2 separate regions of the Homo sapiens genome follow, and region 2 is linked to region 1. A link is an interaction called in ENCODE POLR2A ChIA-PET data of the cell type or tissue named here. Cell type or tissue: Caco-2. All regions are shown on one strand. Each heading gives the region's core, and the rest is flanking DNA. Links, peaks and the distances in the headings are about the cores only.

Region 1 (5,382 bases), core at 305-5,304:
CAGGTTAGACAAATTCTATCGTATCTCTCGCCAAACTAGTGTTTAAAAGTTGTATCTCCATTAATCATTTTCTTTGTGAGTCACTATGTCATTCTTCATTTTCTCATATGAGTTTTATTGAAAATTAACTGTCTTTAAATATTTGGGGCTGAATATGTGGTATTAAAATCAGTGAAAAACAACATGTTGGTCGTTTGGCGTTTTGTTAACTAATATTTGATCCCTGTAACCTCATGATAGAGGAATTATTCTCAGTGAGAGAACCAAAGCTCAGAAGTTAGATGTCTAAGGTCATTCAAGTGTAAATAATGTGGGGGCTAAAGTCTGAAGTCTGACTTCTAGAACATAAATTTCTGGCTTCAAAATTATTTTTGTACTTTCCCATAAGTCAAAGGTTCTTAATCTAGGTTTTTGGATAGAATTGAGGAAGTAAGTACCTAAGCTTGGTTGAGGAAAAAAATTTGCGTGTTTATTTTCTCTAGCTTCTAACTGAAATCTAAATGGAAAAGAAGTGAAAATTCTTTAAATGTTAATGGCAGCAACAGTGTATGTGACCTTGTCACCAAGACAAATCACTTTTTTACATGTATTACAGCTTTTGCAGTTATCTTGAAATATTTATGCTCATTACTTGCTATATGTCAAAAATATTGTTAACGTATTGCTATATTAGACATTTTAAAATATTTTGATAACTGCGTTTCAATATAATTGGTTTACTTTGTGATCCTATATATTTTAGAAATGTAAAAAAACGGAGAAGAGATCCATAGATTAATTGGACTACTAAAGAGGTCTGTGTCACAGAAGAGGTTAAGAACTGCTTTACTAAACCAACTTGCTTGTGGATCATCTTTGGCAGGGTTAATCTGGGATCCCTGGGTCCTCTGCAGTTGTGTTCAATACCTTTTACTTATGTGTATTTTTCTGGAGAGATTCCAGCTTAACTATCCCACTAGAATCAGTAGGATAGATAATAGCAATATAACAATAACAACAGTAGTAGTATATACTTGTATCGTGCTTTGTGTCAGGAACGTTTGATGTTTTTGCATATATAGATATCTGTACATCTTAAGTCTCAATATCTCTATGAGGTGTTAGTATCCCCATTTTAGTGATAAGTAAGGCAGCTGGGCGCAGTGGCTCATGCCTGTAATCCCAGCACTTTGGGAGGCTGAGGTGGGTGGCAAATCACCTGAGGTCAGGAGTTTGAGATCAGCCTGGCCAACATGGTGAAACCCCATCTCTACTAAAAATACAAAAATTAGCCAGAGGTGGTGGCACACACCTGTAATCCTAGCTACTCGGGAGGCTAAGGTAGGAGAATCGCTTGAACCTGGGAGGCAGAGGTTGCAGTGAGCTGAGATGGCACCACTACACTCCAGCCTGGACAACAGAGTGAGACTCTGTCTCAAAAAAAAGAAACTAAGGCACATATAATTTAAACTTGCCTAAGTTTATACAGCTAGTGAACATGGAAGCTTGTATTAGAACTCATCAACCACCTACTTGTATTGGAGTAGAATATATTGCAGACAAGGAATCAATCCTATGTAAATAATACTTAGATGCAACTTTTTAAAACCTGGCCTTGGGCCCAATGTGGTGGCATGTACCTGTAGTCCCAGCTACTAGGGAGGCAGAGGCAGGAGTTTCGCTTGAGTATGGGAGGTCAAGGCTGGAATGAGCCGTGATTGTGCCACTGCATTCCAGGCCGGGTGACAGAGCAAGACCAACTATATTGACTTCAGTAGATTATTGGTTTGTTTTATTTTTTTCCTCTTGAGACCGAGTCTCGCTCTGAGACCGAGGCTAGAGGGTGGCGCAGTCTCAGCTCACTGCAACCTCCGCCTCCTGGGTTCAAGCAGTTTTTTTTTTTTTTTTTTTTTTTTGAGACGGAGTTTCCACTCTTGTTGCCCAGGCTGGAGTGCAGTGGCGCCATCTCGGCTCACTGCAACCTCCACCTCCTGGGTTCAAGTGATTCTCCTGCCTCAGCCTCCCGAGTAGCTGGGACTGTAGGCGCATGCCACCACGCCCAACTAATTTTTGTATTTTTAGTAGAGATGGGGTTTCACCATGTTGGCCAGGATGGTCTCGGTCTCTTGACCTCATGATTCGCCCACCTCGGGCTCCCAAAGTGTTGGAATTACAGGCGTGAGCCACCACACCTGGCGGGTTCAAGCAGTTCTGCCTCAGCCTCCCTAGTAGCTGGGACTTCAGGCATGTGCCACCATGCCTGGCCTTTTTTTTTTTTTTCCTGATTTTTAGTAGACACGGGTTTCACGATGTTGGCCAGGCTGGTCTCGAACTGCTGACCTCAAGTGATCCGCCCGCCTTGGCCTCCTAAAGTGCTGGGATTATAGGCGTGAGCCACCGCGCCTGGCAGATTTTTTTTCCACCTCTGTTCTGAAGGAGAAACAAACAATGTCCCTCTCTGGAAAGAGGTAAAAGTTTGGATGATTCACAAAGTCATCAAACATGACCTGCCATGAATTCTTTTACAACAAATTGTTTGTAAGTTTGAAACTGCAGTGTACTACCTTCATCTGAATGCTATCAAGTTACTTAAAACTTGTGAGCCCTAAGGAGGCAGATAGTAATTTAAAAAAATTTTTTCATTTCTCTCTTTTATTTACAGTTTTTTTTTTAATTTTTAATTTTTTGAGACACAGTCTCGTTTGCTGCAGCCTCCACCTCCCCAGCTCAAGTGATCCTCCCACCTCAGTCTCCAAAGTAGCTGGGACTATAGACATGTACCACCATGCCTGGCTAATTTTTTTCTTTTTTGGTATTTTTTGTAGAGACAGGGTTTTGCTTTTTTGCTCAAGCTGAAATTTTTGTTTAAATAAAAAAAATTAAAACTAGAGACTGGGAAGGGTGGGTATGCAGTGACTACTGAAATTGGGTTTCTGTCTCTGTTTGAGTTTTTCCCTGAAAATGAAGACAGTTGTCCCTCAGTATTTGTGGGAAATTGGTTCCAGGACCCTCTGTAGATGCCAAAAACCTTGGATGCTCAAGTCTTACATAAAAAGGCATAGTATTTGCGTAGCACCTATGCACATCTTTGTGTATATGTTAAATAATCTCTAGATTATTTATAATACCTATTAAAATGTAAATGCTTTATAAATAGTTGCTATACTGTATTATTTATAGAGTGATAAGAAAAAAGTCTCTACATTGTCAGTACAGATGCAATGATTTTTTTTTCTGAGTATTTTTGATTTGTGATTGATTGCTCCACTGATACAGAACCTATGGATATGGAATTCATGGATATGGAGGGCCAACTGTACTTACTTACTTAGGTAGCAGTTAAGTTTCATACGACCTAGGACGCTTTAATAACTCTTAAATAATTAAAACATATTTTAGGTTGGGTAACGTGTCTCATGCCTGTAATCTCAACACTTTGGGAGGCCGAGGTGGGAGGATAGCTTGAGCCCAGTAGTTCAAGACCAGCCTGGGCAACAAAGTTAGACACCCCCCACCCCCACCCCCAACCTCTACAAACAAATTTAAAAAATTAGCCAGGCCTGGTGGCATGTGTTGTGGTCCCAGCTACACTTGAGGTGGGAGGATCACTTGAGCCAGGAGATCGAGGCTGCAGTGAACCATGTTCATGACACTGCACTCCAGCCTGGATGACAGAGTGAGACCCTGCCTCAAAAAATTTTTTTAAATTATTATTTTATTATTTTTTAAGAGACAGGGTCTCACTGTGTTGTCCAGGCTGGAGTACAGTGGCTATTCACAGGTACAGTCATGGCACACCATAGCCTCAAATTCCTGGGCTCAAGCAATCTGGCCTCAGCCTCCTGAGTAGCTGGGACTACAGGCTCATGCCACCAGTTAAAAATATTTTTAATTGTGAAATACATATAACTTAAAAAGTATCATCTAACAGTTTTTTGTTTTTTTGAGAGAGAATCTTGCTCTGTTGCCCAGGCTGGAGTGCAGTTGCATGATCTCGGCTCACTGCAATGTCTGCCTCCTGGGTTCAAGTGATTCTCTCACCTCAACCTCCCCAGTATAGCTGGGACTACAGACGTACGCCACCATGCTGGCTAATTTTTGTATTTTTAGTAGAGACGAGGTTTCGCCATGTTGGCCAAGCTGGTCTCAAACTCCTAACCTCAGATCTACCTGCCTCAGCCTCCCAAAGTGCTGGGATTGCAGGCTTGAGCCACCGCGCCCAGCCCATCTTAACAGTTTTTTTGTTTGTTTTTTGAGATGGAATCTTGCTCTGTCGCCCAGGCTGGAGTACAGTGGCATGATCTCGGCTCACTGCAACCTCCGCCTCCTGGGTTCAAGCGATTCTTCTGCCTCAGCCTCCTGAGTAGCTGGGACTACAGGCGCGTACCACCACGCCTAGCTATTTTTTGTATTTTTAGTAGAGACGGAGTTTCACCATATTGGTCAGGCTGGTCTCGAACTCCTGACCTTGTGATCCACCCTCCTCGGCCTCCCAAAGTGCTGGGATTACGGGCGTGAGCCACTGCGTCTGGCCGAAGCTTTGTTTTCTTTAAGGTTTAAACTAATTTAAGAGAAGTATAACTTCTAAGTTTTCATCTCAGCCTTGTTACTAACATACTCTGATTTAGGGCAAGTCAAACAATTTATAATTATTTAAAGTTTTTTTTATAGTTGGAGAGTATACTTTTGGTTGGGCAAATAAAAGTTTTAAAAGAGGAATGAAGATGGCAGTATGTTAAAATACACATTTACTTGCAGCATTTAAAGGAGTACAGCTGGGCGGGGTGACTCATGCCTGTAATCCCAGAATTTTGGGAGGCCGAGGCAAGTGGATCACTTGAGGCCAGGAGTTTGAGACCAGCCTGGCCAACATGGCGAAACCCCATGTCTACTAAAAATAAAAATATTATCTGGGCATGTGCCTGTAGTCCTAGCTACTTGGGAGGCTGAGGCACACCTTGAAGCAGAGGTTGCAGTGAGCCGAGATCATGTCACTGCACTCCAGCCTGGGTGACAGTGAGACTGTCTCAAAAAAAGGAAAATTAATTAAAGGAATACAAATGTTAAAATGCAAATAGGCACTTTGCACTTACTCTTTTGAAAAAAATTATAATGTAAAAGTGTAAGTAAATGTAAGAAAAAGAAACATCTAAGTATGTACTCATCTTTCCTGTCTTACCTGTGTCCTTGTCCCACCACTTGAACCAATCTTTGGTTCACAGAATATCTCTACTGTTTTTAAATGACGGGCTCTAAACCAAAGACAGAAGAGTGCTTTAGATGAATATTATTAGGGGTAGGATGTGAACTGCATTCATAAATGCCAAACTCCAGGGATGAGTTGAGTTAAGTTCTATTGGGTTTGTATGTACTGAGAGAAGAGAAAAGGATTTTCTGCTTTTT
Region 2 (5,382 bases), core at 98-5,097, 210 kb before region 1:
CCTGCTGACTCCAGTCAGTCACTGGCTGCCTAGGGGAAATAACGGGCACCAGAACAGCTGAGCATTTGAACAAGAGGCAGCAAAATGTCTTTTATGAGGATATTAACATGCCTCTCAATTACAGAGTAACCCGAGAAACAGACTGCACTCAACTGCCAAAAGTGTGCATCATCTCCCTTTATAAAACAACTTCTAAACCATATTTTTCTGCTCTCAAAAAACAAAGCAAAACAAAGCCCTCTATCAAGGAGAGCAAAGCTCCTCACCGTATAACCATAACCCACTCCAAGGAAAGATAAAGTATTTAAATATAGGAACCATTCTTATTTTTTAATTTTCCTAATTCTTATTTCCCAACCAACTACATCCTGCTGAAACGAGCTTGCCTATATAGAAGACCTTTTGACAGTTATAAAACAAATTTACCTAAAACTAACCTCAGTATTATCTTTGAGGACAGTTTCCCTTCTAATCCCAGTCTCAAAATGGCAATGTTTAAAAAGATGGCAGATCTTACGTATAGGTGTATATATCATTTTCTCAAAAGCCATCAAATTTAAATAAAAGAACTCTCTATTAGAGCTCTCCCTCCTTTCTACTGGCCCCCATGCCTTCCTGGTATCTTACTCCACATCCAAAATCATGAAGAGTCAACAGGTGACCCAATGTGCACTCTTCACATAATTTCCTTTTATTCAGATGCCACGGATTTTATGGGCAATGCTGAGTGTTTATATCAGGATGTCTGACAAACTGAATAGATTTACAATGAAGATTAAGCTGCTGGCTGACTGCACCTGAATTTCAGCGTGGTTATTTTTTCCACTACTCTCTTCATTACAGGAATTCTGACATGGCATAAAATAAACCGGTACAATCACAGCCAGCATTTACTGGGTGTTTACTATGTGCCAGGTATTCAACTAATCGCCTTACAAATGCACTATTTTATCTAATGATATGAAATAAATTTTCTGAAAGTTGTGCATGCCTACAAAAAGCTCTTCAGTTCTTGAGAATTAGTAGGTACCTCCATCCCAGGATGTTCTTCTCTCACCTTTAATTTGGTCACCTTGAACCTGTGAGGTAATCTTTGCTTTTTTTTTTTTTTTTTGAATGGAGTCTTGCTCTGTTGCAAGGCTGGAATCCAATGGTGCGATCTCAGCTCACTGCAACCTCTGCCTCCTGGGTTTAAGTGATTCTCCTGCCTCAGCCTCCCGAGTAGCTGGGATTACAGGTGCCCATTATCACACCCGGCTAATTTTTGTATTTTTAGTAGAGCAGGGTTTCACCATGTTGGCCAGGATGGTCTCAGACTCCTGACCTCAGGTAATCTGCCCACCTTGGCCTCCCAAAGTGCTAGGATTACAGGCGTGAGCCACCTCGCCAGGCACATGTCCTTTTTTTTTTTTTAACAAGCTGAAGTTCAAATAACACTTAGGTATTGGTTAACAAAAGCTAGGCAAACAGCCAAAAGGATAGCTAAGGGTCTGAAAAACATTGCGAATTTTAAGGCAGCTGAGGGTTTGTAAACCTGCAGCATGTGCTTGAAGAATATGTATTGTCTTTATCTCCTTTCTTCCCCACCCACTTCATGATTCACAGTCGCACTAATGTCCTTTTAGGCTATAATTAAAATGTTCTAATCTTCCAGTTCAGTTCAGAGTTCCAGTTTCAAATCAGCATGAAGACAATGACGAAGGAAACATGAATTTAGATACAGGGACAATTCAAGCATTATTTCCCAAATGACTGTTTCCCAAACTATGCTCCTGGGATAAAGATGGGGATATTTCAATGCTGGGAATATTTTTCTCTTAAAATTTCTTTCTTTCTTTTTTTTTTTTAACAGTATATAAGAAAAACTTCAAAAATATTTAGTCAGTTATTCTTAAGAAATAATCTCCCATTTAAAAGATGAGAAAACAAGACAGTTTAACAAGATAACTCACTTAATACATGGCATGTGCCTCATGGGCTAATGCCTGAGTCCACTGCTGCAAGGATGTTTGCAATTTATGGGGGATTATATGACCATGTAACACATGACTGCCAAGTATTTTGTCTTGTTATTCCAACATACATTTGTGATGTTTTTATAAAATAAACTATTCTAATATTTTTTTCTGTTCTGGTCTTTGAATCAAATTTTGTAGCCATCAGTTTGAGACCATTTTTCTGTGGGTCTGCTTTGATCCAAGAGTAGTATATCTCATGAGTTCCTGTTAGTATTCTGACAATATACCATCCTACTTTGTAAAGTCTGTTGTAGTCAAATAAGTTTGAGACAGGGTGCAGTGGTTCACACCTGTACTTCCAGTACTTTGGGAGGCTGAGGCTGAGGGGATTGCTTGAAGCCAGAAGTTTGAGACCATTCTGAGAATTATAGCGAGACCCTGTCTATACAAAAAATAAAGATAAAAATAAATTAGCCAGATGTGGTGGTGCACACCTGTAGTCCCAGCCACTTGGGAGGCTGAGGCAGGAAGATCACTTGAGCCCAAGAGTTGGAGGCTACAGTGAGCTATGATCACACTACTACACTCCAGCCTGGGTGACAGAGCAAGACCTCATCTCTAAAAAAATTTAAAAAATACAAATTCCAACTAAGCTTGAGAACTGTTGCTCTTAATCCATTTAATGATCTCCATGTCTTTTGGAAGAATGGCGTCAAGGGTGTCAATAAGTGTAACAGAAGCAATGGCTTTTCTCCTAAGATTAAATCACTGTAATAGATTTGAAAACCCTTTCTCCTCATCTCATTTAACATTCGATTATCATATTGACTGAAAGACTAAAAGAATTGGACAATGGGCAATGGTAGAGAACATGATAATTCCCCTGACATAAATAATGTTACTTATTTCAATTAAGCCATTCATCTAATGATTAATACATAACACACAAATATGATTTGCTTAAAATCTTTCAGTGGCTTTCTCCTGCTGCACCACTACATCCAAACCCTTAAGGGTGACATAAAGATTTACCCTAGCCCTCTCCTTCCACCTGTCTCTCACTGCTGCCTATGTGTACCTCATGCTCCAGCCAAGTCAGCAAACCTGTAATTCTGGCCAAGCACGGTGGCTTACAGCTGTAATCCCTCACTTTGGGAGGCCAAGGCGGGTGGATCACGTGAGGTCAGGAGTTCAAGACCAGCCTGGCCAACATGGTGAAACCCCATCTCTACTAAAAATACAAACAATTAGCCAGGCATGGTGGCACGTACCCGGAATCACAGTTACTTGGGAGGCTGCGGCAGGAGAATTGCTTGAACCTGGGAGATGGAGGTTGTAGTGAGCTGAGATCACGCCACTGCACTCCAGCCTGGGTGACAGAGCGAGACTCCATCTCCAAACAAACAAACAATCCCTGTAATTCCTCAGCCATCATCTCTGGTTTCCAAATCTCTGTTGTATCTGCCTGGAATAGCCTTCTATTTCTAACTCAACCTTCCCCTCATTCACTTGGCCTACTTCCACACGTTCTTCAAGACTCAGCTCAGACATCACCTTCTTGAGGAAGTCAGGTTAAATATCTTTGCTCTGGGCTTCTGTGGTCCTGTATACCCCTCTCACAGCCTCACAGCACCTATCATACATTTTTATGATAGCTGACCTCTTATTAATCTCTCCTCTACTCTGTTTTCTTGCACATAAAGACCACATGGAATGGTTTGTCAATAAGTTTTTAAGCTTATTATTTCCTATGCTTACTTAGCATAGTGACTGCCTTTCAAAATAATATGAGTGGAAGAGTAAGATTTTCTTGCACAAAATGTGTTAAATGTATACTTAAATTAAGAATATATGAGTATCTGAAGATAATCTCTAATCAAATATATTTTTATTTTATTTTTGTAAATTATTCTTCCCAGGAGCATGGAATCAAGTTGCCCTGAATCTATGCTCTCCCAAATAGATTTTTTTTTTTTGAGATGGAGTTTCGCTCTTGTTGCTTAGGCTGGAGTGCAGTGGTGTGACCTCAGCCCACTGCAACATCCGCCTCCTGGGTTCAAGCGATTCAACTGTCTCAGCCTCCTGAGTATCTGGGATTACAGGCATGCACCACCATGCCCGGCTAATTTTTTGTATTTTTATTAGAGACGGGGTTTCTCCATGTTGGTCAGGCTTGTCTCGAACTCTCGACCTCAGATGATCTGCCTGCCTTGGCCTCCCAAAGTGCTGGGATTACAGGCGTGAGCCACCACACTCGGCCCGAATAGATTTTTATTTTATTTATTTATTTTTGAGACAGAGTCTTGCTCTGTCGCCCAGGCTGGAGTGCAGTGCACTCAGCTCACTGCAACCTCCACCTCCTGGGATCAAGCGATTCTCCTGCCACAGCCTCCCGAGCAGCTGGGATTACAGGCATGCACCCCCACACCCGGCTTTTTATATTTTTAGTAGAGATGGGGTTTCACCCTGTGGGCTAGGCTGGTCTCGAACTCCTGACCTCAGGTGATCCACCTGCCTCACCCTCCCAAAGTGCTGGGATTACAGGCGTGAGCCACTGTGCCCAGCCTCCAAATAGATTTTAAAAAATCACTTCAGCTCTTTGCCTTCTGAGCATCTGCTGAGCAAAATAATTTTCCAATGAAGGCTCATTATTTGGTCAGCTATAAGTTGCAGAGCTACTCAACTGAAATTATGTGACCTGCAAAAATGGCAATCTGTCCTGGCAGCTGTTACCAAATTCCCAGACACTCTACAGCCTAGAGTTAGAGTTGTTTCTAATTTCAAGCATCTAATTTAGAACACATGCTTCCTTGGCAACTGGACATCAGACTTTTCAACCTACCTTTTCCCCTTCCTGATGGGTGATGCAGACCTCAGGACCTGGGGGCACATTCTCCTTTTGCTCCATTTTATGAATTTTGATTTCGCCACCACTGGCTTTCAGCTCATTCTACAAAATAAAAATAACTGTAAAAATTTTTTTAAAGTCCCATCATTCTGTTCTCTTCATAGCACATCTATTAGATAAACTTGGAATGTTAAAAAATTCTTCTAAGAAGCCTCGGGTCAAATCAACCCCCTAACTCTCACAAGCAAAACCCACTGACTAGTGAAATGACAAAAGCAGCTTTGTGGACACATACCTCAGAGTTAAATATCTGTATGCTAGTGTAAAACTGGATTGCTCATTAGAATACAGACACATCAACACAGGCACACAGAACACCCCAAGCATACAACATTCTTGTGATTCACTCTTCTAGCAGCAGAGCTTGTGGTAATGCAAAGCTTGTGAGTTTTATCAGAAAAGACCATTCTGGAGCAGGGGAAAGGAGATGCCAAGTGCCAATAATAGAAAATATACTGACCATACATATATAAATGCCCGGCCTGGAAAGAGAGACAGGGATGATGTATACATATA

What was found. ChIA-PET counts read pairs that join two places held together with the same protein. Peaks named below come from ENCODE experiments on the same cell type or tissue, not always from the same donor. Only the 100,000 strongest peaks of a DNase experiment are listed, where the experiment ranks them.
Region 2: POLR2A ChIA-PET joins it to region 1 with 12 read pairs; 7 of 35 experiments call an interaction of 5 or more read pairs at or near these places.

Annotation. Positions count from the first base shown.
Region 1 is chr12:50,402,811-50,408,192 of GRCh38, forward strand. All of the region lies in intron 1 of LARP4 (La ribonucleoprotein 4), which reads left to right. Among named protein-coding and RNA genes, the nearest start is that of LARP4, 4.6 kb to the left of the region's middle. In Caco-2, for the core only: no CTCF peak of the experiment used is centred there; a DNase peak (open chromatin) is centred at 2,371; H3K4me3 peaks cover 281 bases.
Region 2 is chr12:50,195,977-50,201,358 of GRCh38, forward strand. It overlaps LIMA1 (LIM domain and actin binding 1), which reads right to left. Exons shown (of 11, transcript NM_016357.5): 7 at 4,801-4,908. Among named protein-coding and RNA genes, the nearest start is that of CERS5, 31 kb to the left of the region's middle. In Caco-2, for the core only: no CTCF peak of the experiment used is centred there; no DNase peak of the experiment used is centred there.